Regions from separate parts of the Homo sapiens genome. Here region 2 is linked to region 1. The links are chromatin loops, found by intact Hi-C in ENCODE. Cell type or tissue: chondrocyte. All regions are shown on one strand. Links, peaks and the distances in the headings refer to the core of each region. The heading gives the core; the rest is flanking DNA.

Region 1 (15,307 bases), core at 3,943-11,942:
TCAATGTTTAATATTAGAAGCTTTTTGGGTCTTTATTTAGAAGTTTGGTAATGTTTTTGTGACCAGAAATATGCTGTAGGAACTTAACTCTTGTTTATATCAATTACCCTGTCAACCTGAAAAAAAAAGACACTAGAAAAAAATTAACTCTAAATATGTTGGGTGTTGGGTTTACTCTGGAATAGAAATAAGGATTATAATCTAGAGTGCAGCTGGGCGCAGTGGCTCACATCTGTAATCCCACCACTTTGAAAGGCTGAGGTGGGCAGATCACCTGAGGTCAGGAGTTCGAGATCAGCCTGGCCAACATAGCGAAACCCCGTCTCTACTAAAAATACAAAAAAAAATTAGCCAGGCATGGTGGCATGCGCCTGTAATCCCAGCTACTTGGGAGGCTGAGGTAGGAGAATCGCTTGAATCTGGGAGGCAGAGATTGCAGTCAGCCAAGATCGCGCCACTGCAGTCCAGCCTGGGCGACAGAGTGAGACTCTGTCTCAAAAAAAAAAAAAAAAAAGAAAAGAAAGAAATCTAGAGTGCATGAAATGGCAAGCTACAAGTGCATTTAGTGAGGGAAGGGTGAGGGGAGCTTTTATTAGCAAAAAGAGATTACATAAGCTGCTTGGAAACAGAGTTCATCACTTCCAGAGGTTCAAAGCCAGAGTTGTCAGTTCCTTGGTGGAGATGCAAGTGTTCTTTCAAGAACATCTTAACCGAATTACTGAAATCCTAAAGAATGTCTAGTGATAAACCTTATCAAAGCAGGAGATTTGTGAAGGATATGAAAGGATTTTTAGAAAGTCCTTGGAAACAGTTCTTATTTCAGATATGCAAGCATGAGCCTCCTCTCCTTCAGACCTTCCTGGTCCTACTTTGCCTGGGTCTGAGAAAAGTGATTTCTTCCTGGTATCTCTAACTTTCACAAGCCTATGATAAAATTGGTTTTGTTAAAAACCAATTTAACTTAAAGTTCCATTTCCAAGAACCTATCAATGACATTAAGTGAGGACTTATATTCTAACCCTCTTCATTTATGGCAAGCTAAGAAATTTTGTACTTGGAATGACAAAGGCATTTCCTTATTTTTAGATCTTCTCTTCACTGACTACAAGTAAAATATGAAGAGCCTCAGAATATTGTTTAAAACAGTGTTCCCGGCTGGGCACAGTGGCTCATGCCTGTAATCCCAGCACTTTGGGAGGCCGAGGAGGGCAGATCACAAGGTCACAAGATTGAGACCATCCTGGCCAACATGGTGAAACTCTGTCTCTACTAAAAATACGAAAATTAGCTGGGCATGGTGGTGTGTGCCTGTAGTCCCAGCTACTCAGGAGGCTGAGGCAGGAGAATCGCTTGAACCCAGGAGGCAGAAGTTGCAGTGAGTTGACATCGCACCACTGCATTCCAGCGTGACACAGCAAGCCTCCGTCTCAAAAAACAAAACAAAACTAAAAACAGGGTTCCCCAATTCCTGGGCCACAGACCAGTACTGGGTCCTTGGCCTATAACAGAAAGTAAGCAGCCAACGAGTGAACATTACTGCCTGAGTTCCCACTGGTTCCACCTCCTGTCAGATCAACAGTGGCATTAGATTCTCATAGGAGCACAAACCCTATTGTGAACTTTGCATTCAATGGATCTAGGTTGTGTGCTCTGTATGAGAATCTAATGCCTGATGATCTGTCACTGTCTTCCATCCTCCCTGAGATGGGACTGTCTAATTGCAGGAAAACAAGCTCAGGGCTCCCACTGACTCTACATTATGATGAATTGTACAATTATTTCATTATATATCACAATGTAATAATAATAAATTGCACAATAAATGTAATGCGTTTGAATCATCCCCAAACCATCCCCCCGCCTAGGACATGGAAAATTTGTCTTCCATGAAATCGGTCCCTGGTGCCAAAAACATTGGAGACTGCTAGTTTAAAAAGAGTAAATTATACCTGTAATCCCAGCAATTTGGGAGGCTGAGGCAGGTGGATTACCTGAGCTCAGGAGTTGAAGACCAGGCTAATATGGTAAAACCCTATCTCTACGAAAAAAAAAAAAAATTAGCCAGGCATGGTGGCACATGCCTGTAGTCCTAGCTACTTGGGAGCCTGAAGCAGGGCGATCACTTGAACCCAGGAGACTAGAGGTTGCAGTGAGCTGAGATTGCGCCACTGCACTCCAGACTGGGTGACAGAGTAAGACTCCATCTCAAAAAAATAAATAAATAAAGTAAATTATAAATAAGTAGGTCTTTTTTTTTATATAAACAGATGCCCACAGATGTTGGCATTCTATACACTATTCTATGTCTTTTTTTCTTTTTTTAGTCTAACTTTAAAATAGATAATACATTTGCATGGTTCAAAATTGAAATAACAGGTCAGGCACGATGGCTCACACCTGCAATCCAAACACTTTGGGAGGCTGAGGCAGGTGGATCACTTGAGGTCAGGAGTTCAAGACCAGCATGGCCAACATGGCAAAACCCATCTCTACTAAAAATTTTTTTAAAAGTAGCTGGGCATGGTGGCAGGTGCCTATAATCCCAGCTATTCAGGAGGCTGAGGTGGGAGAATTGCTGGAACCCAGGAGGCAGAGGTTGCAGTGAGCAGAGATCGTACCACTGCACTCCACCCTGGGCAACAGAGTGGGACTCTGTCTCCAAAAAAATAATAAATAAAATATAAAATAAAATAATAAATAATAATTGAAATAACATAAAATGGAGATTGAGAAATCTTGATCCTAACTCTGTCTCTATCCATCCTCTTCGTTACCATGAGTAGCATTTGCCTTGGACAGTCCCATTTTGTCTGTTGTCTCAGTATGCCATCAGTTTAGCATTTGTCCCAGATTTTTCAGTCTTTACAAGGTAATATGATTTTTACTTTTACTAGAATAAGCAGGGATTAGCTTACTAGACCTCTACTTTGTATTCCTAGCTTGTCATGGTCTAGTATTGTGCTCAATGAACAGAGTTCTCGCTTGAACACCTGGTTAAATTTGAAAAAAGACCAGCAATGACGTCCCTGTGCTTGACCCTCCCAAACTCAATATAACATTTTCCTCTCAAGTCAGCATGGACAGCACTTGCTGACAAAACAGTGCACTTGGAGTGGCTGGGAAGAGCTCATTCCTTCTGTAGTTGTGGTGGTTGGAGAAGTTTTTCAGGCTGCTATCTGGGATCAGTAATAAATGATAGGCTAGTGATGTATGAACCATGTACAGAGAGAATTCTAAACGTTCTTGCTACAACTATTTTACCACTTATTGTATGGTAGAAATCTATATTTGTTATTTGATAATTTTTTTATTTTGCAATAAGCCCTTTCTTCAATAATGAGCTTAAAAGGTGTCTAAAAAAATACCTAAGTGAATACTGAATTTCCATTTCTGTGTATAACCTGCACAAATTTTTTGTTGACATTTACTATCAATGCCATATCAAGATCAATAACCAGGCTGGGCGTGGTGGCTTACACCTGTAATCCCAGCACTTTGGGAAGCCAAGGCTGGTGGATCACTTGAGGTCAGGAATTCAAGACCAGCCTGGCCAACATGGTGAAAACCCATCTATACTAAAAATACAAAAATTAGCTAGGTGTGGTGGCAGGCGCCTGTAATCCCAGCTGCTCAGGAGGCTGAGGCAGGAGAATCACTTGAGCCCAGGAGGCAGAGGTTGCAGTAAGCCAAGATCACGCCACTGCAATCCAGCTTGGGTGACAGGGCGAGATTCTGTCTCAAAAAATAAAAAGATCAATAACCACAGGAAATCCAGTAGACATAAATTTTCTGTAGAAGTTTCTGCATCTACTTCAAAATTTAGCAATTATCTTAAATAAACATTACCCAGAGGCCAGGCACAGTGACTCATGTCTGTAATCCCAGCACTTTGGGAGGCTGAGGCGGGTGGATCACTTGAGGTCAGGAGTTCAAGACTAGCCTGGCCAACATGGTGAAATCCCATCTCTACTAAAAATACAAAAATTACCTGGGCATAGTGGCGGGTGCCTGTAATCCCAGCTATTTGGGAGGCTGAGGCGGGAGAACCACTTGAACCCAGGAGGCAGACATTGAGTGAGCTGAGATTGTGCCACTGCACTCCAGCCTGGGTGACAGAGCAAAACTCTGTCTCAAAAAAAAAAAAATTACCCAGAGACAATGATTTAATTAATACAATTAATACAGAAGGTACACTTACAAATCACTCTGTGAAGCAAGACTTTTTACTTAAATAAATTGACTGTTTTTAATTAATTTCACTCATCTTCTCATCTTCAATTCAGAGTTTTCTTATGCCCATACAAAAAGTGAAGCCACGGCTCTTAATATGCAGACTAGACTAGATATATGTTACTACATAGAACTTCCAGTTATGTGATGCCAGTTTTATCAGTAACATATTCAGGTTCAAATAGAAAAATTGACTTCATTAATTCTGGTAAGTTTCAAATTTTTCACTCAATTCTTTTAATCAGTGTTGAAGTAAAACAATCTGATATTTTAATGTTACTATGAAATTAGTTTAAAAGTCCAACAATTCTGGAACGTGTCGGGGAAGCATTGCAGGGACGGAAAGCATTAGGAAAAAGATCTAATGCATGCTGGCCTTAATACCTAGGCTATGGGTTGATTTGTGCAGCAAACCATCATGGCACATGTTTATCTATGCAACAAACCTGCACATTCTGCACATGTACCCAGGAACTTAAAAAAAATTTTTTTTAAGTTCAACAATTAAAATTGTATTTGTGATAATACAAAGTTGGGTGGAGCAGATCATGGTAATACAAAAATGTATTTAATGAATTAGGAAATCAATGGAGGATAAATGTACTTGGAATTGGATGTAGTGTACATATAATTCATAATAATGTCCAAGCAAGCTGTTTTATTTTACCAACTAAAATAGAAGATGTAGTAGCCAAATTTTAACAAGTTTTGAGTAACTAACCTACAAAATTGCTGTGATAAAGTAGATGTTGAATCTAAAAAGCACTTCGGCTCACACCTGCAATCTCAGCACTTTGGGAGGCTTAACTGGGAGGAACGCTTGAGGCCAGCCTGCCTGGGCAACATAGCAAGACTTCATCTATATAAAAGAAATTTTTTTGTAATTAGCTAGCATTGTGGCAGGCATCTGTAGTCCTAGCTAATTGGGAGGCTTAGGCAGGAGAATCATGTGAGCCCAGGACTTCAAGGCAGCAGAGAGCTATGATTGCACCACTGCACTCCAGCCTGGGCAACAGAGAGAGACCCTGTCTCAAAAAAAAATAATAATAAAAATAAATAAATTTTTAAAAAGCACTTCAGCATGGCAGGTTTTGCCCATCATCCTTTTTAGAAATGTTTAAGCCTTTGAAAATCAACCTATCCTATACTGAAATTTTTGATAAATGAAGCCTCTAAATTTTGGTAGTATTTTATTGATTGATTGATTGATTGATTAAGGAGTTTCACTCTTGTTGCCCAGGCTGGAGTCCAAGGGTGTGATCTCAGCTCACTGCAACCTCCGCCTCCCGGGTTCAAGCGATTCTCCTGCCTCAGCCTCCTGAGTAGCTGGGATTGGAGACGTCCACCACAACGCCCAGCTAATTTTTTGTATTTTTAGTAGAGATGAGGTTTCACCATGTTGGCCAGGCTGGTCTCCAACTCCTGACCTCAGATGAGCCACTTGCGCCCAGCTGATAGTATTTTATTTAAAATCAATTGGGAACCTTTCATCTGAGCATTGAATGAATAGAATGATAAGAAACTTCGGCCAGGCACGGTGGCTCATGCCTGTGATCCCAAGCACTTTGAGAGGCCACGGCAGGTGGATCACGAGGTCAGGAGTTCGAGACCAGCCTGGTCAAGAGACCAGCCTGGCCAATATGGTGAAACCTTGCCTCTACTAAAAATACAAAAATTAGCTGGGCATGGTGGTGGGTGTCTGTAATCCCAGCTACTTGGGAGGCTGAGGCAGGAGAATTGCTTGAACCCAGGAGGTGGAGGTTGGAGTGAGCTGAGATTGAAACATTGCACTCCAGCCTGGGTGACAGAGTGAGACTCCGACTCTGAAAAAAAAAAAAAGAAAGAAACTTCAGGCCGGGAGCAGTGGCTCAGGCTTGTAATCCCAGCACTTCAGGAGGCCAAGGCAGGCAGATTACTTGAGGTCAGGAGTTCAAGACCAGCCTGGCCAACATAGTGAAACCCAGTCTTTCTTAAAAATACAAAAATTAGCCAGGCACAGTGGCAGGCACCTGTAATTCCAGCTACTCAGGAGGCTGAGGCAGGAGAATTGCTTCAACCTGGGAGGTGGAGGTTGCCGTGAGCTGATACCATGCCACTGCACTTCAGCCTGGGTGACAGAGTGAGACTCCATCTAAAAGAAAAAAAAAAAAGGAAAGAAAGAAACTTCGGTTTATGAGCCCTTACTAAGTTGCAAAGTGTTGAGAGCAATACTTGCAAACAGGAAGACATTAGACTTGATCCCTAGCAGGGAAAGCTTGAAAAAATAATGATAAATCACTCTGAAATACCTTGGCTTATGGAAAAAATCTTGTAATGCAACTTTTTTTTTTTTTTTTTTTTGAGACAGGTCTTACTCTGTCACCAGGCAGGGGTGCAGTGGCACGATCTTGGCTCACTGCAGCCTCAACCTCCTAGGCTCAGGTGATTTTCCCACCTCAGCCTCCAGGGTAGCTGGGACTATAGGCAGGGACCACCACCACACCCAGCTAACTTTTTGTATTTATTGTAGAGATGGGGTTTCGCTATGTTGCCCAGGCTGGTCTTGAACTCCTGGGTTCAAGCAATCCTCCCACCTCAGCCTCTCGAAGCAATGAACTTCCATTTTTAATTGGATAAATGTATATTCTGGCCAGGCGTGGTGGTTCATGCCTGTAATCCCCGCACTTTGGGAGGCTGAGGCTGGCAGATCACGTGAGGTCAGGAATTTGAGACAGCCTGGCTAACATGGCGAAACCTCGTCTCTCCTAAAAGTACAAAAATTATCTGGGTGTGGTGGCGCATGCCTGTAATCCCAGCTACTCTGGAGGCTGAGGGAGGAGAATCACTTGACCCTGAGAGGCAGAGGTTGCAATGAGCTGAAATGGCAGCCACTGCACTACAGCCTGGGTGACAGAGTAAGACTCTGTCTCAAAAAAAAACAAAAAACAAAACAAAAAAAACCCATTATATTCTGTACTGGAATGGAGTGAAATTGAGAGGGCTTACTATTTTGTAGCATATAAATTTGATGAAACAGGCTGGGTGGGGTGGCTCACGCCTGTAATCCCAGCACTTTGGGAGGCCAAGGCGGGCGGATCACTTGAGGTCAGGAGTTTGAGACCAGCCTGGCCAACATGGCAAAACCCCGTCTCTACTAAAAATACAAAAAAATTAGCTAGGCATGGTGGCGGGTACCTGTAGTTCCAGTTACTCAGGAGGCTGAGGCAGGAGAATCGCTTGAACATGGGAGGCAGGGGTTGCAGTGAACTAAGATCCTGCCACTGTACTCCAGCCTGGGCGACACAGTGAGACTCTGGCTCAAAAAAAAAAAGGAAAAAAATATATACAAGTTACATTTCTGCAAGAGAAAAAAAAAGTTTCATTTTCCATTTGTGCATTGCTAGTGGATAAAATAGGTAATGCATGCACATTGTACAAATTCTAGTGACCCAAGTTTTTTTTAAAGAAACAATTTTCTTGTAAAAACATTTGTTGCCAATTTACTTTAAATTTACTTCAACATACCCAGTTGAAAATGGGGCAAAATAAATGAGAATATAAAATAAAGTAAAAGAGGCCATGAGATATTATTGTAGCTGAGTGATGCCAGGTTCACTGCACTATTTGTTTTACTTTCATATGAGCTTAAAGTTTTTGATAAGAGAAAGTTTAAAAACAAAACAAAACAAAATCATATGCTGTATCAGTCAACATTCATTCAGGTTCCAGAAAATACAATGTTTTTTTGTTTTGATACAGGGTCTCACTCTGTCGCTCAGGCTGGTCTCAAACTCCTGGGCTCAAGGGATCCTCCTACCACCAACTCCGCCTCCCTAAGTGCTGGAATTACACACATGAGCCACTGTGCCCAGCCCATCACTTATCTGAACAGAGACAATATAAGATATCATTAACTGGGTATAATATTGTTAACTACTAGGGCCAGGCGCGGTGGCTCACACCTGTAATCCCAGCACTTTGGGAAGCCAAGGCGGGTGGATCATGAGGTCAGCAGTTCGAGACCAGCCTGGCCAACATGGTGAAACCCCGTCTCTACCACAAATACAAAAATTAGCTGGGCGTGGTGGTGGGCGCCTGTAATCCCAGCCACTGGGGAGGCTGAGGCAGAAGAATCATTTGAACCCAGGAAGCAGAGGTTGCAGTCAGCCGAGATCTCGCCATTACACTCCAGCCTTGGTGACAGGGTGAGACTCTGTCTCAAAAAAAAAAAAAAAAAAAAAAAAAAATATATATATATATATATATATATATATATATAACTATATATACTATATATAACTACATATATGATCATATATCTATAGTTAACTACTAAAGGGTAAAAAGAGAACTCTAAGGTGTCATGGAGGTAGCAACTAGCAGCTACCTTGAAAAAATCAAAGGGAAAATCTTAGAAACCTAGAGAAAGGGACCTCTAGAGCTGCAACTCAAACCTCTGAGGAAGGAGCCGGCTGGTGCTGGTGAGGGGGTTAGAGACAATTAGGCTGGCTTTTCAAGAGTTGGAAAAACTGAGTCAGCTGCTGCTACCTAACGAACTGCTCCAGCCAGAGTGAAGTCCTGAATAAGTGACACTCAGAGAAACAGAAAGCGGACTGGAGGGCGCCTTCAGTCTTTCCATTTCCCTCTAGTTCCCCCTATTGGCAAAGCCTAGCAGGGAAGCAAAGGCAAAGCAGAAGTGTGTTTTGCAGAGTCCCAGGCATCACAGCTGAGTATAGAAGGGTGGGTGCATCCTGATTGACCTCATTTAGAACTGGCCAGGCTTGGGCCAGGCTCACTGGCTCACGCTTGTAATCCCAGCACTTTGGTAGGCTGAGGCGGGCGGATCACAAGGTCAGGAGATCGAGACCATCCTGGCTAACACGGTGAAACCCTGTCTCTACTAAAAATACAAAAAAAAAAAGTCGCCGGGTGTGGTGGCGGGCACCTGTAGTCCCAGCTACTCCGGAGGCTGAGGCAGGAGAATGGCGTGAACCCGGAAGGCGGAGCTTGCAGTGAACCGAGATGGCGCCACTGCACTCCCGCCTGGGTGACAGAACGAGACTCCGTCTCAAAAAAAAAAAAAAAAGAAAGAAAAATTGGGCAGGTTCTGGCTCATGTGAGTAGCTGCCTTGCCACTGCAATCTGCCCTAAACCTTTCCAGGAATTTTTACAAAATAATAGTAATAATAATAATACAGTCATGTGCCACATAGGGCATTTATTTGTGGCCCCATAGGATTACAATGAAATTGAAAAATTCCTATTGCCTAGTGACATCATAACCATCTTAGCCATTATAACCTCTTAGTGCCAGGCATTACCCACGTTTCTGGTGATGCTTGTGTAAACAAACCTACTGGCTGCCAGTTGTATAAAAGTATAGCACTTGCAATTATGTACAATATATAATTGCTAATGATAATAAAAAACTATGTTACTGATACTTTTTTTTTTTTTTGAGACAGAATCTTGCTCTGTGGCCCAGGATAGAGTGCAGTAGTGTTATCTCGGCTCACTGCAACCTCCACCTCCCAGGTCCAAGCGATTCTCCTGCCTCAGCCTCTTGAGTAGCTGGAATTATAGACGTGTGCCACCATGCCAGCTAATTTTTGTATTTTTAGAGAGACAGTGTTTCACCATGTTGGGCAGCTGGTCTCGAACTCCTGGCCTCAGGTGTCTGCCAGCCTCGGCCTCCCAAAGTGCTGGGATTGCAGGCATAAGCCACCGCGCCCAGTAGTTACTGGTACTTTTTATCAATATTTTATTTATTTTTATTTTTTATTTTTTGAGACAGAGTCTCGCTCTGTCGCCCAGGCTGGAGTGCAGTGGCTCGATCTCAGCTCACTGCAACCTCCGCCCCAGGTTCAAGCGATTCTCCTGTCTCAGCTCCCCCGAGTAGTTGGGACTACAGGTATCTGCCACCACGCCCGGCTAATTTTTGTATTTTTAGTAGAGACGGGGTTTCACTATGTTGGCCAAGCTGGTCTCAAGCTCCTGACCCCAAGTGATCCGCCCACCTCGGCATCCCAAAGTGCTGGGATTACAGGCGTGAGCCACCACGCCTGGCCCTTTATCATTATTTTAGAGTGTACTCCTTCTACTCATAAAAAAAGAACTGTAAAACAGTCTCAGGCAGGTCCTTCAGGAGGGATCCACAAGAAGGCATTGTTATCACAGGACATGACAGCTCCATATGTGTTAATGCCCTTGAAGACATTCCAGTGTGACAAGATGTGGAGCTGGAAGACAGTGATATTGATGATCCTCACCCTGTATAGACCAAGGCTAATATGTGTGTTTGTTTCTTCATTTTTAACATACAAGTTTTTAAAAGTGAAAAAACAATTTTTTTTAATTAAAAATAGACCAGGTGCCATGGCTCACGGGTCTGTAATCCCAGCACTCTGGGTGGCCAAGAGGGGAAGGATCACTTAAGTCCAGGAGTTGGAGACCAGCCTGGGCAACATGGTGAAACCCCGTCTCTACAAAAAATACAAAAATTTGCCGGGCCTGGTGATCTGTGCCCATAGTCCCAGCTACTCAGGAGCCTGAGGTGAGAGAATCACTTGAGCCCAGGAAGCGAAGATTGCAGTGAGCTGAGATTGCGCCATTGCACTGCAGCCTGGGTGGCAGAGTAAAATCCCTTCTCAATAAAAAGCAAAAAGCTTACAGAATATGGATATGAAGAAATAAAACATTTTGTGCAGTCATACAAGGTATTTGTGTTTTAAGCTAAGTGTTTTACAAAAACTCAAAAAAATTTTTTAATGTAAAGGTTTATAAAGTTAAAAAGTTATGGTAAGCTAAGGTTAACTTATTATTGAAGAAAAATATTTTTATAAATTTAGAGGAGCCTATGCACACTGTTCATAGTCTCCAGTACTATACAGTATAAAGTCCTAGGCCTTCACATTCATTCACCACCCACTCACTGAATCATTCAAAGCAACTTCCAGTCCTGCAAGCTCCATTTATGGTAAGTGCCCTATACAAGTGTACTATTTTGTATCTTTTTTGGGGTTTTTGTTTGTTGGTTTGTTTTTTGAGACAGAGTTTCGCTCTTGTTGCTCAGGCTGGAGTGCAATGGCACGATCTCGGCTCACTGCGACCTCTGCCTCCCAGGTTCAAGCGATTCTCCTGCCTCAGCCTCCCCAGTAGCTGGGATTACAGGCATGTGCCACCACACCCAGCTAATTTTTGTATTTTTAGTAAAGATGGGGTTTCACCATGTTGGCCAGGCTAATCACGAACTACTGACCTCAGGTGATCTGCCCACCTCAGCTTCCCAAAGTGTTGGGATTATAGGCATGAGCCACCCCAGCCCAGCCTTGTATCTTTTATACTGTATTTTTACTGTTCCTTTTCTATGTTTAGGTATACAAATACTTACCATTATGTTACAGTAGTATTCAGCACTAGTAACATGCTGTACAGATTTGTAGCCTAGGAACAACAGGCTATGCCATATAGCTAGGTGTCTAGTAGGCTATATATACCATCTAGGTTTGTGTAAGTACACTCTATAATGTGAGCATGATGATGAAATTTCCTAATGACACATTTCTCAGAAGGTATCCCCATCAGTAAGCAATGCATGACTGTACTTTAAAAAGGAGAATTTGGCTATCCTTTACAAAAGTAGCCAAAAGAGGCCGGGCGCGGTGGCTCACGCCTGTAATCCCAGCACTTTGGGAGGCCAAGGCGGGTGGATCACGAGGTCAGGATATCGAGACCATCCTGGCTAACACGGTGAAACCCCGTCTCTACTAAAAATACAAAAAAAAATTAGCTGGGCGTGGTAGCGGGGGCCTGTAGTCCCAGCTACTCGGGAGGCTGAGGCAGGAGAATGGCGTGAACCTCGGAGGCGGAGCTTGCAGTGAGCCGAGATCGCGCCACTGCACTCCAGCCTGGGCGACAGAGCGAGACTCCGTCTCAAAAAAAAAAAAAAAGGAATAGCCAAAAGAAAATTTCTGTCTCTTACAGTCTTTGTGATATTTTGAAGAGCACTGCAGCATTAAAATGGAATTTAAAAGTGAACACAGGGATAAAAAGCTCCTGCAATCTATGTATAGTAATCTTTAAGTCTGAAGTCTCTAAATGCTAACACACTTCACTGTATCAGCAACACCTCTGCAGAGGTGAAACTGATGACTAAGGGCAAGGATGGGAGGAGTTTGTGTGTCTGTGTGTATGAGTCTTGCTCTCACTCAGGCTGGAAGGCAGTGGCACAATCACAGCTCATTGCATCCTTAAATTCCTGGGCTCAAGTGATCCTTCTCCCTCAGCCTCCTGAGTAGCTGGGACTACATGTGCACGCCACCATGCCTGGCTTATTTTCTTAATTTTTTTATTTTTTGAGACGGAGTCTTGCTGTGTCGCCCAGGCTGGAGTGCAGTGGCGCAATCTCGGCTCACTGCAGGCTCCGCCTCCCGGGTTCATGCCATTCTCCTGCCTCAGCCTCCCGAGTAGCTGGGACTACAGGCGCCCGCCACTACGCCCGGCTAATATTTTGTATTTTTAGTAGAGACGGGGTTTCACCGCGTTAGCCAGGATGGTCTCGATCTCCTGACCTCGTGATCTGCCTGCTTCGGCCTCCCAAAGTGCTGGGATTACAGGCGTGAGCCACCGCGCCCGGCTTATTTTTTTTATTTTTCACAGAGATGTGGGTCTCACTATGTCACCCACACTGGTCTCGAACTCCTGGGCTCAAGCGATCCTCCTGCCTTAACCTCTAAAGTGCTGAGATTACAGGCATGAGCCACTGCACCAGGGGAGTCTTTTCACTGTATACCCTTTGTACATTTTGAAATTTTGTACGTGTGAATATCTTGCCTACTCAAAAATTGACTACATTTTTGCAGAGAAAAGTCATTGTCTTAGTTCAGGTTTCCCAGGAAACAAATGGGATTTGCTTTCAAGAGGTAATAGTATGGAATGCTCTTGGGGACATTACTAGGAGAAAATAGAGGAAGTAGGATTACGCAGAAGTTGAACTTCAATGCAGTTAGATCAAGTCAAAACTAATCACACAAGAAACTCTGGAGCTGGAATGGCCCTTCAGAATTGTCTCAAATTAAGGCAAAAGAGCTAGGCACTATATCCTACATCCACCAGTCACTGGAGGTAGGCCCCCTAAAAAGGAGTGTAAACTTGGGCGATACAGCTTCCTTTGGCCAAGTCCAATTCCTGGGTAGAGATCCCTGAGTAATGATCAGTCAACACTTCCAGGAGCTAAATAAGTGCTCCAGTTTTTTTGTTTTTGTTTTTTTGAGACAGAGTCTTGCTCTGTTGCCCAGGCTGGAGTGCAGTGGCGTCATCTCGGCTCATTGCAACTTCCACCTCCTGGGTTCAAGTGATTCTCCTGCCTCAGCCTCCCAGAGTAGCTGGGACTACAAGCGCATGCCACTACACCCAGCTAATTTTTGTTTTAGTAGAGATGGGGTTTCACCATGTTGGCCAAGCTGGTCTGGAACTCCTGACCTCAGGTGATCTGCCCACCTCAGCCTCCCAAAGTTCTGAGATTACAGGGATGAGCTACCACACCTGGCCAAGTGCTCCAGTTTTATAAGGAATACGTGGGCTCTGGACTGTGCACTGCAGCATATACTATACCAGTGGTTCTTAAATTTCAGTATGCACCAGAATCCCCTGGAGCGCTTGTAGGTCCCACCCTCAGTGTCAGATTCAGCAGGTCTGGGGTGGTGGTGAGAATACATTTCTAACAAGTTCCAAGTGATGCTGATGCTGGTGGTCTAAGGATCACACTTTGAGAACAATTATACTATATATTACTGGGTTAAATCCAGCAACATTGAATAATTTTTTTTTTAGAGATACAGTCTGGTTCTGTTGCCTGTCTGGTGAGCAGTGACACAATCATACATAGCTCACTGCAGCCTTGAACTCGTGGGCTCAAGTTCTCTACCCACCTCAGCCTCTCAACTAGCTGGGATCACAGGCATGTGCCACACACTCAGCTAATTTTTTTCTTTTAATTTTTGTAGAAGTGGAGTCTTGCCATGTTGCCCAGGCTGGTCTCAAACTCCTGCCCTGGTGACTCATGCCTTGGCCTCCCAAAGCTTTAGGATTACAGGCATGAGCTACCATCCCCAGCCCAAAGTTGAATAATTTGTCAATGTTTGTAGTTTATCATTTATAGATGCTAATACATAACATTTTCTGGTTAGACTGGTGTTCTTCATGAGCTCATCTTTGCCTTTTTTGTTACCCTAGTTCACTAGAAACTAAATTTTACTAACACACTTGGTTTATAAAACTGTTAGTAGGCAGACTTTTTTCTGGCATCTGTGTTTACAGTGATGATATAATTTAGTGATGATATATAAATCAGTGAAAGGATTACTATTATCTACAATGAGAACCAGTCTTTTTCAACCTAACTCCACTTTCATCAAAATCTGAATCAATGACATGAAGGCTGAGGGGTAGAGAGTGGTGAGAAAATGATTTTCCTGTTAAGGAAGGAAGTTAACATTTATTGGATATTATGTGCTAGGTACAGTGCTAGGTGCTTTCTCATACATTATTGGACACTTCTTTCAGCCCCCCTTCACAAGGGCAACTCTTCTTTTTTTTTTTTTTTTTGAGATGGAGTGGAGTCTTGCTCTGTCGCCCAGGCTGAAGTGCAGTGGCGCAATCTTAGCTCACTGCAGCCTCCGCTTCCCAGGCTCTCCTGGGCCCAGGTGATTTTCCTGCGTCAGCCTCCTGAGTAGCTGGGAATAACAGGCATGCGCCACCACGCCTGGCTAATTTTTGCATTTTTAGTAGAGACAGGGTTTTGCCATGTTGGCCAGGCTGGTCTCGAACTCCTGACCTCAGATGATCCACCCACCTTGGCCTCCCAAATTGCTGGGATTACAGGAGTGAGCCACCACGCCCAGCCTGCATGCTCTTTGTGGACCACCCACACCAGCTAAACTACATTCCCTGTTTCTCTCTTAAAGCACCCTGTTCTTTTCCTTCAGCACACTTGAACTTATTATAATTCACATATGGTATTTGTTTATTTCTTTAACATCTGACTCCCGCTGCAGAGGACCACAAGGGCAAGGACAATGTCTATTTTGCTAATCACCAA
Region 2 (12,192 bases), core at 3,823-11,822, 110 kb before region 1:
AGTGTGAGGGGCACCAAGGGCTCAAACTGGGCTCAGTGTCAGGGCCTGAGTGTGGTGGTAGGGAATGGGCAGCACTCAGCACAGGCCAGGGTGAAGTGAACTGTTTGCGTGAGTGGGGAGGGTGCTCGGGGTGGAGTGAAAATGGCTGATGGAGGGGACAGAGTGCAGGGGTGAGCAGGTGCTTAGGCTGGAGTAATCAGGTTCAGGAAGGGGACAGGGGACAGGGGTGAGCAGGTGCCTAGGATGGAGGAATCAAGCCTCAAGGGAGACAGGTGTCCTGGGCCCAGTGTGGCTTTGGAGTGATGAATCCCTTCTACCCTAGGCCTTGGACAGTGATGAGCAGAGCCACCAGGCAGTGACCGAGGCCATGAGGGTCATCGGCTTCAGTCCTGAAGAGGTGGAGTCTGTGCATCGCATCCTGGCTGCCATATTGCACCTGGTGAGCCTGGCTCAGAAGCCTGGGAGGGCTACTTCCCCACAAGGGTTTCCTGGCTGGGAAGCACCCAGGGATGAGGAGGAGACTGGCTGGAGATGCCCCAGCAATGTGCTAGGCTGACTGCCTCTCCTGCAGAAGCTGAGCTGCTCGAGTGATGAGCTCAGTTGATACATGGTCCAGACCCCATTCTTAGGGCCAGGTCAGCCAGGCGCAGTAAAAGCTGAGCATCATGCAGACTGCCTCTTAGTGCAGTCATGAGCTGTGTGGCTTTGGTTGCATTTACTCAGTGCCTCTTGGCCTCAGTTCTCTCTAAGCGGCATGAGGAGTAAGTAGTGCAGGGCTCCGCTGGCTGTGGGAGGATGCGATGGGGTCATTCACATGTCATTTGGACTCGAGGCCTCGAGGCCTTGGCAGAGACTCTGGTGTGCCCATGCCCCCTTCCCCCAGTCTCTGGCTGTGTCTGTGCCCATGGTGAGCAGCTGACCATGCTGGTCTGAGAAGGAGCTGTACTCTACCGCATCCATGTCCCCTGCTTTCCTTCCTCCTTCTTGTCCAAAGTTGTCCAGGCTCTTTTGAGACATGGAGCCCGGACTGTTCATGGTTTTCCCATCACCAGGGAAACATCGAGTTTGTGGAGACGGAGGAGGGTGGGCTGCAGAAGGAGGGCCTGGCAGTGGCCGAGGAGGCACTGGTGGACCATGTGGCTGAGCTGACGGCCACACCCCGGGACCTCGTGCTCCGCTCCCTGCTGGCTCGCACAGTTGCCTCGGGAGGCAGGGAACTCATAGAGAAGGGCCACACTGCAGCTGAGGCCAGCTATGCCCGGGATGCCTGTGCCAAGGTACTTTGGGGGCAGGCACAGGGAGGGAAGCCCAGGAGGCCTTCATGGGGGAGGCCAGGCCAGAGGCAGCAGGAAGCAGGGTGTTCCTATCCCCCAGGCAGTGTACCAGCGGCTGTTTGAGTGGGTGGTGAACAGGATCAACAGTGTCATGGAACCCCGGGGCCGGGATCCTCGGCGTGATGGCAAGGACACAGTCATTGGCGTGCTGGACATCTATGGCTTCGAGGTGTTTCCCGTCAACAGGTGGGTGGCTGGCCAGCCACATCTCCACCTCTGACACCCAGCAGCTTTGCCCACTTAGTTCTGGAAAGCTCGGCTGGGGCTGGGCAGCAGGAATGTTGGGGTTTCTCCCGGCTGGTCCCTGGGCCCAAGGCTCATGCCTCCCAAACCTGCCTCACCTGCACCCTCTGACCATTGATGTCCTGATGGAAGGCAGAATTACGGGGCATGAGTAATTCCTGGTTGTGACTCCCAAGTCCACTCCAGAACGTGCATGCAGGAGGTGTGGGTGGGGTAAAGGAGTCCAGGGCAGGGATGCATAAGCCACAGGGAAGCCACACAGGGTGCTGGCACCAGAACCCTCAATGAACATTAGCAGAGATGTTCAGGGGAGCAGCCACCCATTACCATGCACTCCACAAGCAGCGACCTCCCCTCTGAAAGGCCCACCCCACCCCCAGTTTCGAGCAGTTCTGCATCAACTACTGCAACGAGAAGCTGCAGCAGCTATTCATCCAGCTCATCCTGAAGCAGGAACAGGAAGAGTACGAGCGCGAGGGCATCACCTGGCAGAGCGTGAGCACTGTGGCCTGGAGGGAGGCCAGGCAGTGGGGTGTGGAGGGGCCTCAGCCCATGGGGAGGGGCCCGGGCTGGCCTGACAGGTGGCTGAGTGTGGGGCGGAGGAGGGGAGGTGGCCTGAAAGACCTTGGGAGCTTCCTTGCTGGCTGCCTTTGCCCCAGGTTGAGTATTTCAACAACGCCACCATTGTGGATCTGGTGGAGCGGCCCCACCGTGGCATCCTGGCCGTGCTGGACGAGGCCTGCAGCTCTGCTGGCACCATCACTGACCGAATCTTCCTGCAGACCCTGGACATGCACCACCGCCATCACCTACACTACACCAGCCGCCAGGTGCCCCCGGCTGTCCCAGTGCCACCACAGTGGGCTGGTGGGACCTGCCCCACAGGCACCATGCTGCCCATGCCTCGTGGGGCCTGGTTGGGGACCCAGCTTTGGTGCCATTGTCGTCACTGTGGCAACCTTCTCTGCCCTGGAGGTGGGGAGGCAGGGCTATCCCTTCATACAGACCCTCCACATACCTTTTGTGCCTTGACCTCAGCCTGTCCCCATAGCTCTGCCCCACAGACAAGACCATGGAGTTTGGCCGAGACTTCCGGATCAAGCACTATGCAGGGGACGTCACGTAAGGGCCCCCTCCCACCCACATCCCTGGCTTTCCCACAGGCACCATGGCATGTGTCATGGGGCAGGAGCGCTTCAGGGGAGTGGCTCGGAGACAGGTGTTATGGCCACTTCTGCCACCCCCACCCCTTTAAGACACTGAAACATGCCGGACAGCAGATTCACAAGTGAAGAGCAGGAAACAGGGTTTGAGGATAGTGGTTAACCATGGCTGCATTCTTCTGGGAGCCTTTAAAAAATACCCACGTCTCATGTCTGGGCCCAACCCTATACCAGCATCTGTGGGGTGGGGGGCTTCAGGCTGGTGATGTGGGGGTGGGGAGGGAGTGGAAGGTGCAGGGGGGCCAAGATTCTGCATTTCTAACAAGCTCCCAGGTGAGGCCTCGCTACCATACTTGGACCACGCTCCCAGTGCCAAAGCCCAGGTGTCTTCAGGGGTTGTCATGATGGCTATTAACTTATGTGTTGCTTGCCGCATCCCAAAACGATTTAAGGTGACTCACATCAAGGTATAAGTGTTTCATGAGAACTTCTCAAGGAGAGGGAATAGAATAGATGATGACAACAAAGCAGCCCAATATCATCTACCTTTATCTGTTCGCAAAATCTACACCCATGAGGTCGCTCATGCCTGTAACCCCAGCACTTTGGGAGGCCAAAGTGGGTGGATCACCTGAGGCCAAGAGTTCGAGACCAGCCTGGCCAACATGGCAAAACCTCATCTGTACTAAAAATATAAAAATTATCCGGGCACGATGACGCGTGCCTGTAATGCCAGTTGCTCGGGAGGCTGAGGCACAAGAACTGCTTGAACCTGGGAGGTAGAGGTTGTGGCGAACTGAGATCGCACCACTGCACTCCAGCCTGGGCAAGAGAGTGAGACTATTTCTCAAAAAAAAAAAAAAAAAATCCATTCCCTGAGCCTTCATAGGTGCTGCAGTTGGAGCCAAGATTTGGCACTGACCTTTCTAGCAGTCCAAGAACTAGACAGTGATTCTGAGGCTCTCAGTGCCCACAGATCAAAATAGGCCCAGGACTCAGGAGTTCCTAGTCATAGTTGTAGTCGCTGATGTTTATCAAAATTCAGTAGGCACTGTTCTGAGCAACTGATGTACACTGAAGCACAGAGAGGTTGAGTGGCTTAGGCAAAGTCACACAGCATGCATGTGGTAGAAGCAGGACTCGGTGCTAGGACATTTGGCTTCAGAGCTGGGGGCTTAACCACTCGATTCATCTTCCAGGAGAGAAATGTCTCCTGAGGGAGGGAGTCTTACATGACGAAAGAGAAAGCAGGTGTGAGGGGGAAGGAGGAGAGGAGCCAAGGCAGAGGGAGGAAGAGAGACTGACCTATGGGAACAGAGGCAGATGGGAAGAGAGTGGGGGCTGCTGGGGTCATTAGCACTCTGGCCTGGCAGCCCCCGCCCCTGCTCCCTCACCAGCCCTGGCTTCTGGTAGGTACTCCGTGGAAGGCTTCATCGACAAGAACAGAGATTTCCTCTTCCAGGACTTCAAGCGGCTGCTGTACAACAGGTGAGCACGGCTTGCTGGGCACCATAGGGAGGGCCAGGGCCCTGGGGCCCCAGAGACTCTGGGGTCAGGCATTGACTAGCGTCAGGACGTGGGTGGGTGGGGCTGCTCTCCCAGAGGATGGCTGGGAATTCGGCCTGTGTCTGCAGCACGGACCCCACTCTACGGGCCATGTGGCCGGACGGGCAGCAGGACATCACAGAGGTGACCAAGCGCCCCCTGACGGCTGGCACACTCTTCAAGAACTCCATGGTGGCCCTGGTGGAGAACCTTGCCTCCAAGGTATGTTCCACCCCTCTCCCACTCTGGCTGTTCCGGATCCTTCTCTCTGTGCCCTCGGTGCCAAGTAGGGTCCCAACCACCTCTGTACATCATAGTGGTGGGGAGAGGGTTCTTGTCCTGTCTGTATGAGCCACATCTGCTCCAGCAGTGGACCCCACCCACTGCACAGGTGAGATGTGGGGCCTCAGGGGCTGGGCTGAGGCTTGATCAATCATGGGGAACCCAGGCTTCTCCTCGCCCCATTGTCTCTTGAACAGGGAGGGGTTTGGGGAGACCCTGCTGAGAGGCTGGCTTGGCCCAGCCCAGCTCTTGGCAAAAACCCAGGATTCTTCTGGCAGGTGGGGCCAGAGAGACAGGAAACTGGCACAAGCTTTCTTGGGGAGCTTTGGGTCAAAAGTCAGAAGAGGAACAGGTGAAGGGTCAGGGAGAGGACATGTTAGGGTGAGCTTAACTACAGAACATCCAGAGATGTCAGCCCCTTTTGGAAGGAGAGAAGGAAGGCAGATGGGGCGAGGCCTGCTCCTGCCCCTGCCACGCCCACCTCCCCACCCCCCGACCAGGGGCTGGAACCTGGCTCTGAACCTGGCCTTGCTGGCCTCTGCCCAGCACTTAGGGCTTCCAGGGCCCTTGTTCTGCTGATTTCCCTTCTTTGTTCCCAACTCTTCTCCTGGCCTGGGACCTTGAGGGGTTAGGAAGCCCCTGGTGTGGGGCAGGGTGCACAGTGCTGCTGGCGCAGACCCTCTCCAAGTCCCCTCTGTCCCTGCAGGAGCCCTTCTACGTCCGCTGCATCAAGCCCAATGAGGACAAGGTAGCTGGGAAGCTGGATGAGAACCACTGTCGCCACCAGGTCGCATACCTGGGGCTGCTGGAGAATGTGAGGGTCCGCAGGGCTGGCTTCGCTTCCCGCCAGCCCTACTCTCGATTCCTGCTCAGGTACTGGCACCTGACACCCATCACTCCATGGGCCATAGTCCCTGTGTGGAGTCCAAGGGGTAGGAGCAGAGGGTCCCCAAACAGCACGTCGCAAACATCGATACAAGCAGGAACCAGCACGCTGCTGGCCTCAAGACACCAAAATATCTGGGAAGACATGTGTGTGAGCACATGCATGTGGGGACATACAGGTGGGAACATGGGTATGAGGGCTGTGTGAGGACATGTATGTGAGGACATGTGTATGGGAAGACATATGTGCACAGGTGTCATAAGTGCTCCAGGAACACACTCTGTATCCCTGCCATCTCCCCAGGTGTGGGGTGGGCAGGGTGGGCTCCATCATCTCTCCCCCAGGCCTGGGCCACACTGCCCTGTCCTGTGGTGACAGGTACAAGATGACCTGTGAATACACATGGCCCAACCACCTGCTGGGCTCCGACAAGGCAGCCGTGAGCGCTCTCCTGGAGCAGCACGGGCTGCAGGGGGACGTGGCCTTTGGCCACAGCAAGCTGTTCATCCGCTCACCCCGGACACTGGTCACACTGGAGCAGAGCCGAGCCCGCCTCATCCCCATCATTGTGCTGCTATTGCAGAAGGTGAGGTGGGCGGGGCAGGAAGACATCCACTATGGAGGTGGGGAAAGCTTGTGTCCCAGGGGCCACAAACACACTTGTAAGTTTCACAGGAGTCTCTGCTTGATGGAGACAGGCCAGGGAGTGCTCAATAAATGCTCAGGGCCAGGTTTGGGTCTAAGGGTTAGGGCCTGATTGAATTTGACTGCGTATCCCATCCCACCTGGCCCACCCAGGCATGGCGGGGCACCTTGGCGAGGTGGCGCTGCCGGAGGCTGAGGGCTATCTACACCATCATGCGCTGGTTCCGGAGACACAAGGTGCGGGCTCACCTGGCTGAGCTGCAGCGGCGATTCCAGGCTGCAAGGCAGCCGCCACTCTACGGGCGTGACCTTGTGTGGCCGCTGCCCCCTGCTGTGCTGCAGCCCTTCCAGGACACCTGCCACGCACTCTTCTGCAGGTACTACTCTCAGCCCACCACACATTCCATTCAGCTGGCATCCACTGAATACCTTAACCCATCATCCCGGGCCTGCAGTGCCTGGATGGGAGATACACCAGCCCCCTTGATAGGTGGGAAGGTGGATGCTATGCCACATTAGCTGACTGCTCATGTCCCACAGTTGGTGCAGAGCCCTGACCATCTTGGGTACTGTGGTGGGCATTCAAGGTCCAGGGCTGCAGCCTGCAGGGGGAGGCCCATTAGGGCTGGGAAGTAAGGGGATTCTGCATCTGAGCGGGGTCTTGAGGGCTGAGTAGGAGTTCTCCAGAAGGAGGGGCACAGAGCATGCTCAGAACAGGAGGACACTGGGCGACTGCTGGTCCCTGGGTCACCTTCCAGGAACAAGCGTTAGGCACAAGGGGCCAAGGCCAGAGAGGCCGGCAGAGGTTGGGACATGAAAGGCAGGCAGCACCAGGCTGAGGGCTCAGCTTCCTCTGTGGAGAGGGGGCTCAGGGAGCACATGAACACATGGCCAGCATCTGTCTGACTACATGCCCTCTCCCAGGTGGCGGGCCCGGCAGCTGGTGAAGAACATCCCCCCTTCAGACATGCCCCAGATCAAGGCCAAGGTGGCCGCCATGGGGGCCCTGCAAGGGCTTCGTCAGGACTGGGGCTGCCGACGGGCCTGGGCCCGAGACTACCTGTCCTCTGTAAGTGCCAGGCGAGTCCAGGGCTGCCAGGGGGAAGTGGGCTGCCAAAGAGGGCTCTCGGCTAATGCTGTGACCAGGTCCCCTCAGATGTCCTCTCCCAGGCCTGGGGTTGTCTGTCCTGGTGGCCCTGTACCTCAGCCCCCACCAGAGCTCTGCAAGGTCTCATCCTGGGCTTCAGGAGCAGTGGCCTTCGGGGGTGGGTGTGGATGACAGGAGGGCCAGGCTCAGATGCAGCCTAGAAGTCAACACAAGAGGGCTCTGTGCCCTCAGGAAATCCAGGGCTGCTCAGCTCACGCACAAGTCTGTGTGACTCAGTTTCCCGAGATGAAGGATAGCTATGCTGATTCACAGACAGCTGCTATCAATTGAGTCTGGTCCCATGACTCAATCCCAAGCAGCGCCCCCTCCCCTCCATCTGTCCTCAGGCCACTGACAATCCCACAGCATCAAGCCTGTTTGCTCAGCGACTAAAGACACTTCAGGACAAAGATGGCTTCGGGGCTGTGCTCTTTTCAAGCCATGTCCGCAAGGTTAGACAAGGGACAAGGATGGCTTCAGGGCTGTGCTCTTTTTCTAGCCACGTCTGCAAGGTTAGAAGCTGGTGCAGAGTTTTGGGGGGGCACTTGGGAGAAAATGGAGGCAACCCCAGCCCAGGCCCAGCTGCTCCTGACACTCCCAAAACTGTCGCCAGCGGGGAGGGGAGGCAGTAGGGACTGCCGAAGCCTGGGGCCCTGGTGGGTGACAGGGCAGCACCAGCCTGGGTCCAGCCACCTCTCCCACAGGTGAACCGCTTCCACAAGATCCGGAACCGGGCCCTCCTGCTCACAGACCAGCACCTCTACAAGCTGGACCCTGACCGGCAGTACCGGGTGATGCGGGCCGTGCCCCTTGAGGCGGTGAGCAATGTGGGTGGGGAGTAGGGTGCAGCATCTGTGAGGGGCACTGCTGGGCTGCTCAGAGTCCTGCCTCAGTCTTCTCTCCCCTGTTTACCTGAGATGGCCCAGACCATCCTAAAACTCAGCGATGGTGGCACCCGTGCTGAAAATCCTGCAGTGGCTTCCCACGCCCACAGAGTGAAAGGTCCCATCCTGTGATCCCCACCAGCCCAGTCACCCCCCACCCCCACTCTCACACTCTAGCCAAGCCAAATGGTCCCCTCTTCCAACTTGTGCCCAACTGGGGTTCTCCCACCTGGGCATTCTGGGACCTGAGTACCCACCACAATGTTCTGGGCCTCCTGTGGGATACCGTCCCGGCCACTCCGGAACCTTCTGCCGAGCTCTGTGGCCTACTTGCTCCCTTCATTAGCAGCTGCTGTTCCCATAAATTCTCTTTCCCACAAGACGGGGGTAGGGATCAAGGCCAGGCTACCTCTGGGTCTCCCACAGTTTCAGGGGTCCCATGACTGTCCCAATAGAAAGGGCGGTGAGTGCCTTGCTGTGTAATGCCACAGCCCAAAGCCGGCGTGGTTGTTTAAATGCAGTGAAAGTGACCTAGAACTAAAAACGGCTCCTCCAGGCAGTAGCACATGCAAGGGCTTAGCATCCACAGGTGAGCAGTGGCGGCCCTGTTGGACAGCAAGGATCTAGAACCATCAGTCCTGGAGAAAATCGTATTGTGCAGCGTCCCGCCCAAGCTTCCCCCTGTCAGCAGGGCCCCGAGAGGGAGGAGGGGGCGGTGGGGGGCTGGTGGCCCTGGCGAGGGCGGCGCTCCCCGGGTGCGGTTGGGGGTTCGGCAGAGGCTTCCTGGGGAGGGGGTGAGTCCGGCTAGGCTGGGGTGCGGGTTGAGGCGGCTGCACTCTGACCCCGCGCTCCGCTCAGGTGACGGGGCTGAGCGTGACCAGCGGAGGAGACCAGCTGGTGGTGCTGCACGCCCGCGGCCAGGACGACCTCGTGGTGTGCCTGCACCGCTCCCGGCCGCCATTGGACAACCGCGTTGGGGAGCTGGTGGGCGTGCTGGCCGCACACTGCCAGGGGTGAGTGCAGGCTGGGCGGTAGCGGGCACGAAGCCCCGGCCGCGTGGCCGCCCTGACCCCTCCTCCTGCCGCAGGGAGGGCCGCACCCTGGAGGTTCGCGTCTCCGACTGCATCCCACTAAGCCATCGCGGGGTCCGGCGCCTCATCTCCGTGGAGCCCAGGCCGGAGCAGCCAGAGCCCGATTTCCGCTGCGCTCGCGGCTCCTTCACCCTGCTCTGGCCCAGCCGCTGAGCGCCCGCACCCGCCGCACCCCGAGGCCGCCAATTGTCCGCCCCGCCAGCGCTGCAAATAAACCTTCTGAGTCAGCCCTCCTGCTCGCCGCTCCCGCCTCACCCGCAGGGGCTCCGGCCGCCTCCTCGGTCAGGTCCACCTGCGCCCGGCTCACCCGCTGGGGACCCGACTGCAGGAGGCCAGGCGCCCCGGCTAGGGATAGGAGCCCGAGCTCTCGGAGTTAGCGCTATCCAGAGGAAGCAGTGCCCTTTGTGCCCCAGCCTGCCCCGTCCACGCAGTGGTCCCCTGCTCCTCTCCACAGGGCTCCTGGCCTTGTTCCTACCTGGCCACTGGCGAGGGCTTGGGGTTCATCTTCAGGCAGGGCTGGGGAGCACGCCTGGAGACAGAGCTGTCACGGGATGTGGTGCCAAGCCGCCGTGGCCCAGGGCTGACGCTATCCCAGCCGCGAGCTGTCCCTGTCCCTGCTGGATGTGGGTGTCTGAGGCGCTGGGACCGACCTCTGGAGCCTAGTAACTGAAGGACAGGCCCTGCGGCCAGAACTCCCAGCCTCCGGGAGCAGGGCCTGTGCCCTCGAAAGACCCACAGGGAGGCCTTGGGAGACCCCTGCAGCCCCCAGGCTGACCACCCCATCTCCAGGCCTACCCCAGCCTCAGCCTCCAGCAGCTCCGCCAGCCCCTCAGGGGCCCTCATGGCACCAGGCCCTCAGCCTCTCAGCCCTCTGCCTCCCTCAGCCCCTCTGCCTCCCTCAGCCCCCTCAGCCCTCAGCTCTCTCAGCCCCTCAGCACCCTCAATCCCCCTCACCCCTTAGCCCTCAGCCTCCTTCAGCCCCTCAGCCCCTTCAGCCTCTCAGCCCCTCAGCCCCTTCAACCCCTCAGCCCTCAGACCCCTCAGCCCTCAGCCCCTCAGCCTTCAACCCCTCAGCTCCTCAGCCCTCAGCTCCCTCAGCCCCTTCAGCCCCTTAGCCCGTCAGCCCCTTCAACCCCTCAGCCCTCAGCCCCTCAGCCTTCAACCCCTCAGCTCCTCAGCCCTCAGCTCCCTCAACCCCTCAGCCCTCAGCCCCCTCAGCCTCCTCAGCCCCTCAGCCCTCAGCCCTCAGTCCCTCAGGCCCTCAGCCCCTCAGCCCTCAGCCTCCTCAACCCCTCAGCCCCTCAGCCCTCAGCCCCCCGACCCCCAGCCCCCTCAACCCCCTCAACCACTCAGCCCCTCAGCCCTCTCAGCCCCCTCAGCCCCTCAGCCCTCAGCCCTTAACCCCCTCAGCCCTCAGCCCCCAGCCCCCTCAACCCCCTCAGTGCTCAGCCCCCTCAAACCCTCAGCCCCTCAGTCCTCAGTCCCCTCAACCCCTCATCCCCTCAGCCCCCTCAGCTCCCTCCTCAGCCCTTACCCCCCTCAGCCCTCAGCCCCCCAGCCCCCAGCCCCCTCAACCCCCTCAACCACTCAGCCCCTCAGCCCTCTCAGCCCCCTCAGCCCCTCAACCCTCAGCTCCCTCAGCCCTCAGCCCTTACCCCCCTCAGCCCTCAGCCCCCCAGCCCTCAGCCCCCTCAACCCCTCAGCGCCTCAGCCCTCTCAGCCCTCTCAGCCCTCTCAGCCCCCTCAGCCCCTCAGCCCTCTCAGCCCCCTCAGCCCCTCAGCTCTCAGCCTCTCATCTCTCAGCCTCCTTCAGCCCCTCAGCCTCCTCAACCCCTCAGCCCCTCAGCCCTCAGCCCCTTCAGCCCCCTCAACCCCCTCAGCCCTCAGCCTCCTTGAGCCCCTCTGCCCCCTCAGCCCCAGCCCCTCAGCCCTCAGCCCCTTGAGCCCCTCTGCCCCCTCAGCCCCTCAGCCCCTCAGCCCTCAGCCCCATCAGCCCCTCAGCCCTTAGCCCTCAGCCCCTCAGCCCTCAGCCCCCTCAGACCCCTCAATCCCCTCAGCCCTCAGCCCTTTAGCTCCTTCCTCTTTTCCATCAGTTGGTGTTCTCTGTGCCCCCAGAGCTGTGCTCTCCTTCTTATGGGGCAACCTAAATTCAGAGAGCACCCTGGCTTGGTTTGCCACTTTGTTGTGTGGGCAGGTTCACGTCTTCCACCAGGGCCTTTGGGTGGCATATGACAGTTTGGGACTGTCCAGTCTCTGTACTTTCTGGGGCCTCTCCTGTTGAATGGCTAGGCACCTGCAGGTGTAGGGGCTCAGGGTCACCTCCGGCCTGCAGGTCAATGTCTTGCTGCTCCTGTCCTGGGGAGGGCAGCTCTCTCCTAGCCCAACCCAAAAGCCCCCAGAAGCCTCCACACAGCCAGCTCCGGAGTCTGTCCTTGGCTTAGGTGGCTTCAGGACTGGGCCAGGCACCTCCCTCACAGGACAATCAGACATGAAGGGTACCTTTCAATCACACAATCCTACACAGTCCTAGACATTAGGTGGGTCCTCTGCCCTCTGCAGGTGACCTCATCAGAGAGCCCAGCAGCATCTGCCCATTTCCTGTCTACATTCTCCTCCCTAGTGCACTGGGAGTGGGAGGAGAGCCCAAAGCTCCCCCAGATCTTTAGGAAGCCCCACTGTCAGGCTGAGTGGAGGGCCTTAGTGACAAGTGATAACTTCAGGGAAGTCCAGAGTGGGAGACACATCTGGGGTCCAGCTTGCTGGTGGGCACTCCCTGCTCATGCCCACAGCCTCGAGGGGAAAAGGTCATAATTGACAGGTGGTTCCTGGGGTCCTGAGATCCAGCCCAAGGGATGGGACGACATGCTAGGAAGGGGAAAGTGACAGAAGGTTCATATGCATCACACACCACTTTGACAAACCCATACATAGCATTCACTATAGTGAATAGAAAAACTCACGAAGCACCATAG

Evidence for each region. A loop is a pair of places that touch in the nucleus more often than their neighbours do. Peaks named below come from ENCODE experiments on the same cell type or tissue, not always from the same donor. Only the 100,000 strongest peaks of a DNase experiment are listed, where the experiment ranks them.
Region 2: a loop joins it to region 1, with 7 times the contacts of the local background. A loop is called at or near these places in 11 of 110 quality-filtered maps.

Annotation. Positions count from the first base shown.
Region 1 is chr7:44,850,673-44,865,979 of GRCh38, reverse strand. No RefSeq gene overlaps it. Among named protein-coding and RNA genes, the nearest start is that of H2AZ2-DT, 9.9 kb to the right of the region's middle. In chondrocyte, for the core only: CTCF peaks have their summits at 7,386, 7,591 and 8,859 (motif pointing left); no DNase peak of the experiment used is centred there.
Region 2 is chr7:44,959,920-44,972,111 of GRCh38, reverse strand. It overlaps MYO1G (myosin IG), which reads left to right. Exons shown (of 22, transcript NM_033054.3): 7 at 323-439; 8 at 1,053-1,277; 9 at 1,375-1,520; 10 at 1,958-2,072; 11 at 2,237-2,407; 12 at 2,629-2,699; 13 at 4,154-4,228; 14 at 4,375-4,507; 15 at 5,274-5,440; 16 at 5,832-6,039; 17 at 6,252-6,475; 18 at 7,023-7,167; 19 at 7,593-7,697; 20 at 7,950-8,063; 2 more. The coding sequence ends at 9,373. Among named protein-coding and RNA genes, the nearest start is that of MYO1G, 13 kb to the left of the region's middle. RefSeq lists enhancers at 5,955-6,054, 9,422-9,922. In chondrocyte, for the core only: CTCF peaks have their summits at 4,249, 4,449 (motif pointing left), 7,429 (motif pointing right) and 9,041 (motif pointing right); DNase peaks (open chromatin) are centred at 7,051, 7,978, 8,983, 9,396 and 3 weaker places.